Linked DNA regions of Homo sapiens: region 2 is linked to region 1. A link is a contact called in ENCODE Hi-C or POLR2A ChIA-PET data. All regions are on one chromosome and are shown on one strand. Each heading gives the region's core, a stretch centred on a gene start or an enhancer-like site at or near the end of the contact. The rest is flanking DNA. Distances are from core to core; before and after follow the strand shown.

Region 1 (2,700 bases), core at 17-2,516:
TTTCAGTGCCGAACAACAGTAGGATGGTCGACGCTGAGTTTTTCGGCAACTTCTCATGTAGTTGTAAGAGGATGAGCTTCAGTGATGGCTCTCAATTAGTCATTGTCAGCTTCCGACGGCTGGCCACTACATTCCTCACCTTCAAGGCTCTTGTCTCCTTTGCAAAACTTCTTGCACCACCACCGCACTGTATGTTTGTTAGCAGTTCCTGGGCCAAACGCACTGCTGATGTTGCGAGCTGTCTCCGCTGCCTTACAACCCATTTTGAACTCAAATAAGAAAATCACTCGAATTTGCTTTTTGTCTAACATCATTTCCATAGTCTAAAATAAACATAAAATAAACTAGCAAAAAAACATAAAGCGAGAAATGCCCATTAAAATGATGTATACGGTAACCACATTTATTTACATTCTTAAATGTAAATAAGAATTATGTTCTTAATTTTATCTTTTCTTGCCTTATGTTTTATTCCAATATCAAACGGAAAATTCTAACAATGCAAAAACCGCAATTACTTTTGTACCAACCTAATATCTATATATATATATATACACACATGAATAATTTGTTATATAATTTGATTTTTTTTTTTTTGAGACAGAGTCTTGCCCTGTCACCCAGGCGGGAGTGCAGTGGTGCGATCTCTGCTCACTGCACCCTCTGCCTCCCAAGTTCAAGAGATTCTCCTGTCTCAGCCTCCTGAGTAGTTGGGATTACAGGTATGCACCACTATGCCTGGCTAATTTTTGTATTTTTAGTAAAGATGGGGTTTTTCCACGTTCGCCAGGCTGGTTTCAAACTCCTGACCTCAGGTGATCCACCTGCCTCGGCCTCCCAAAGGGCTGGGATTATAGGCGTGAGCCACAGCACCCAGCCTAATTTGATTTTTTAAAAACCCAAATATAAGCTTCATATTTATTTCTGCAAAATTCCGTCTACTGGATTACACAGTGTCAATTACAGCCTAACTTTCAGTTGAAAAGCTAGAATCTTCAGAGATTCCCCCAGGGGCCATGGAGGATGGGCTGTTGAGGGTCCCTGATTTCCTCTGCTCTTCCAGAGAAGAGCCACCTGCTAGTCTTCTCCCTCTGAGAGAGAGATTAGGCTTCCATGGCAGTGGAGAAGGTAGAGGGGGCACGAGAGATAACTTCCTGAACACCTCTGCCTCTAACTTCCTACATTGTCCTCTCTGATCCTCATACAGCCAGGAGTGGTGAGTCAAGCAGGTGCTATTGTGCCTGATTCACAAGTGAAGTTACTGAGTTATAACGAGGTGAAGGGTCAAGTTCTAGGCACTTCTCCAACTGTAATGTACATGAGGATCACCTGGGGATCTTGTTAAAATGCACATTCTGATTCAGTGGGTTGGGTGTGGGGCCTAAGATTCTGTATTACTAAGAAGCTCTTGGGTGATGCTGGAGACCACGAGCCTCTCGGTGAAACAGCAGGTGAGATGCTTTAGGGCCAGTTCTCTGGATAGAGGTGGGAGTCGCAATCACATTGCCCCTAGCTCCTCCTGCCACTAAATTTGGCCACTTCTATTTGGAAGTTGGGAGAGGATTATCCTATTGCAGTACTGTGTCTAGAGGGGAAGGTGACTCATGTCCCCTGCTCCTTCCCCAGGCAGAACTCAGAGTTCTTTGTGTCTTGTCTGCTCCTTGCCTGAGCTTTTTGGCTATTTCTTTTTCTAAACTTGAATAAAATACAACAGCAAGAAAATAGCAATGACTCCTGTTGGAGTCCAGTATAGCTGAGATCACCTGATTTTAAGTCGGGCTCAGGTGAGGCAACTTGTTATAATGGAAAGCTTTTAGCTTCCAGAGTTAGACACCTGGGTCCAAATCCTGGTTCTGCCCCTTACAAAATATAAATAGAAGGAAAATGTACTTAAATTTCTTGGCTGGGTGCGGTGGCTCATGCCTGTAAGCCCAGCACATTGGGAGGCTGAGGCTGGTGGATCATTTGAGGCCAGGAGTTCATGACCAGCCTGTCCAACATGGCAAAACACTGTCTCTACTAAAAATACAAAAATTAGCCAGGCGTGGTGGTGCATGCCTGTAGTCCCAGCCACTCGGGAGACTGAGGTATGAGAACACTTGAGCCTGGTGGGTGGAAGTTGCAGTGACCTGAGATCGCACCACTGCACTCCAGCCTGGGTGACAGAGCGAGAATTTGTCTCTAAATAAATAAATAAATGAATAATAAATTGGCCTCAGCTAAAGTGGCAGACTTCCATCCTGACCCTTACTCTGCCCAATAACCCCACTGGAGGGCAGCCCATTTCAGGTTACCCTGCAACATCACCAGAATTCTCAGAATGCTCAGTCTGCAATTCCAAGTTATTCCAAAGCTAAGTCAGTCTGATGTTCTGGGAAGAGAAGCTGAAAGCCCAGCACTTAGGGGAAGTTTGGCCTCCAGGGCATCCCTACAGGTTGTACTCACTGATGGGTGGCATGGTGTGGGGGATGATGGGAACTCAGTTGGGTCTGAGGACAGAACCTCCCTATCCCTTGATGTTAAGTTAGCCAGAGCACACCACCACCAGCCCACATATGATGCTAAACCTCCTTTCCCAGGCAGCCCACACCAACTTCTTCCAGGAGTCGATGTTTCCTATGGAAAATGGATTAAATAAGAATCTCCTTGAATTCATCAGACAGCCCTGAACTCTGATGTCCTGTTGGTCCTGATCTTGAC
Region 2 (2,700 bases), core at 92-2,591, 340 kb before region 1:
CCACTAGTAAGGAGCAGAGCTGGGTGGAGAATCTGAGCAGCTGGACCCAGCCTCTCAACCACTATGGAATATCCTGTGTGTTTATTTGACACTGTACTGAGAGCACTTACAGTGTGCGGAAGGGCACTGTGGGGTTTGGAAGGCCACACAGAGCATGGGGAGTTAGATGACAGTGGCGAGTTAAGGCAGTGTTCTCAGATGAGGTGACGGCACAATGCAGCCTGTGATGAAACTCCAGGCAGACCGTGAGGCCAGGGTGGACCCTGACAGATGGGATGGGCTGCAAGGGGAAGCTTCCTGCTGGAAGCGGTTGAGCCGAGCCTGGGGGAGGGCAGGATGGGGACGGAGCAGAGAGGAGTCAGGAAGGGATTCCAGGGAAAGGGACATAAGGAGTGTGGGGTGGGGCAGTCAGGGCGTGGACCCAGGCCAGGGGTTGGGGAAGGACCACAGGCCCAGCACTGGACTTCCAGAGGGCAGTGGCAGGTGACAGGCTGCTGTGGGATCTCGTGGGGGCCTCTCCGTCCACACAGGTTCCCGGGCTTTGTGGGAGCTTTTGTCCCAGTGGAGTCTTCCTTCTTGAACAGCACAGTGTGGAAGCCCGTGGACTTTAGCTTCAGATAGACCTAGGATTTAGTGGCCATGTAAGAGCTGTAGCATCTTGAACAAGTTACTCTGCCTCCCTGAGGCACTTCAGTTTCCTCCCCTCTAAGATGGGGGATGGTAGCACCTGACACATAGGGTTGGGGGAAGTCTGCATCCAGCACATAGTCAGCACTCACTAAATGTTCATTCCGGTTTTTATTGCCAATATGATGATTATTGTAGTCGTATTGCTGTTGATATGATGATGATGCCTGATATCTGCGAGCCGGCCTGGTTTTATTTGGCCTCTTTATATGTCTGGAGTGCGTGGGGACAGGGACAAGGGAAAAAGCAGTGTCTCCTCACCGGGCCCGTCATTTGGTTTAAACTCCAAATTGTATACAGATGTGTGGAGAAAAAAGTAAGTCAAGTCTGTCCGCAGGGAGATGAAACAAAGCCAAATTTTTATTCTGTGGTGTTGGCCTTTGTCTAAGTGCTCAATCCTGTTTGTTCCCTAAACCTTAGTATTTATAGAATGATCTGTGGGTAAACAGCTCTCTCACCCCATGATTAATCTCAGGCCATTGCTTTATCTCTGGCCACTAGGCAAGGATTTATGAGGTAAGGAGATCTTGTCTACACACAAATATCCTAATAAATAACATCACGGGACACCAGGCAAACACTTGCTGGGATCCAGCCGTGGAATAAACAGTTTGCACTGCCTTTGCTGTTGCCGGCCACAGAGGAGGATTCCCAGCCAGGGAGGCGGCCCCGCCAACTGCCCACCTAACCCAGGGAGACAGCAGGACTCAGCTTGCAGGAATGCTCTGAACTGCTCAGTAGCAGAAGATGTTGAAGTCAAATGCCTCCTCTACCGTCTCGTGGGACGGCGCAAAGCTTGGGCTTCACAGCTTATGGAGGCCTGGTTCCTGCCCCGAGTTCAACCTCTCGCTAGTTGTGTGACTTTGGGCAGTCAGTTCCCCTTCTCTGCTCCTCAGCTGTAAAATGGGGAGGATGGGAATATTACGATGATGGAGGGAGATGCTGCATGCTCATCACTAGCAGGGTGATTTCCATGCACAGGGCCTGGGATGGCGGCTATGAGGCTGTATGGCATAGTAGCCATGAGAGTGTTGTTGGTATTTTAATTACATAGCTCTTAATCAAGGTAAGCTCATTCTGAACTAAGCACTTTATACATATTAATCCACACTCTACAACAACCCTTTGAGGGAGATAAGATACTGCTGTGGTTCCCCATTTACAGATGAAAAAACTGAGGCACAGAGAGGGCAAATGACATGTATAAAGTTTACAGCTCCCCATGGCAGAGGAGACCTTGGCACCGAGCCTGGCTGCACGGCCTGTGCTGGGCCCTGCTCCAGTGTCCTGCAGTGCTCATGGCAGTGCCCCCACTCACCTTCCCCATGCCCTGTGCCCAGCAGCCCAGGAAGCACAGAGCCTGGGGGACCACAGGATGCTCGGCTGGGGTGGCGGGGTGCCCGATCTGTGGTTTCTGGGGCAGAGGCCTGTGGGCACATGGTGTTGTGTTCTGTTTGCAAACAGTTTAGCACGTGCATTTGATTTGCTCAGGGTATGACGCCACTGATGTACGCCTGCGCTGCTGGGGACGAAGCGATGGTCCAGATGTTGATTGATGCTGGGGCAAACTTGGACATCCAGGTGAGGAAGCCCCACAGAGCTGCACCCAGGCCCTAGGCCAGCAGGGATCACTCCGAGGGCTCCAACAAACACGCTGGGCGTGATGTTTTGGGCAACTGAGTAGATGTGTGTCAAAAGACCGGAAAGACAAGATGCACAGAGGCCACTGTTAGCCAGGGAAGTCTCCTCAAGATTTGGGCTTTCTGTCTGAAAAGGAGTGGACTGAGGCGGGAGTGAGTGGAGAGATGGGCTGTGATTCTGTTTTCATGATATCTTCCTCCTTTTACCAGCCTAATCTCCAGCCATTCCTTCCATCCCCAAATACTTCTAGCTCTGCCTCCCTCTGAAGCATAAAGCACTCCCCATCTGCCCTCTTTTGCCCAGGGCAGACATTGCTAATTAAATACCTATCCTCTCTTTTTGAGCCTTGTCCACTTTGTGCTCCAGGCAAAC

The links. A loop is a pair of places that touch in the nucleus more often than their neighbours do. ChIA-PET counts read pairs that join two places held with the same protein, here RNA polymerase II (POLR2A). Pooled maps may share reads with other maps.
Region 2: a loop to region 1 is called in a map of posterior cingulate gyrus, with 3 times the contacts of the local background. The contact joins two enhancer-like sites. A Hi-C loop is called at or near these places in 4 of 168 maps with a recorded cell type or tissue (A673, K562, posterior cingulate gyrus and 1 more), 3 of 37 single-sample maps with no recorded cell type and 4 of 50 pooled maps. POLR2A ChIA-PET finds 5 or more read pairs at or near these places in 1 of 52 experiments (A673).

Annotation. Positions count from the first base shown.
Region 1 is chr11:33,830,002-33,832,701 of GRCh38, reverse strand. No RefSeq gene overlaps it. Among named protein-coding and RNA genes, the nearest start is that of LINC02721, 9.0 kb to the right of the region's middle. Within about 2 kb of position 1,266, at least 2 of the 41 ENCODE cell types and tissues checked have a DNase peak (open chromatin) inside an H3K27ac peak, as active enhancers do.
Region 2 is chr11:34,167,471-34,170,170 of GRCh38, reverse strand. It overlaps ABTB2 (ankyrin repeat and BTB domain containing 2), which reads left to right. Exons shown (of 17, transcript NM_145804.3): 6 at 2,179-2,268. Among named protein-coding and RNA genes, the nearest start is that of NAT10, 63 kb to the right of the region's middle. Within about 2 kb of position 1,341, at least 4 of the 41 ENCODE cell types and tissues checked have a DNase peak (open chromatin) inside an H3K27ac peak, as active enhancers do.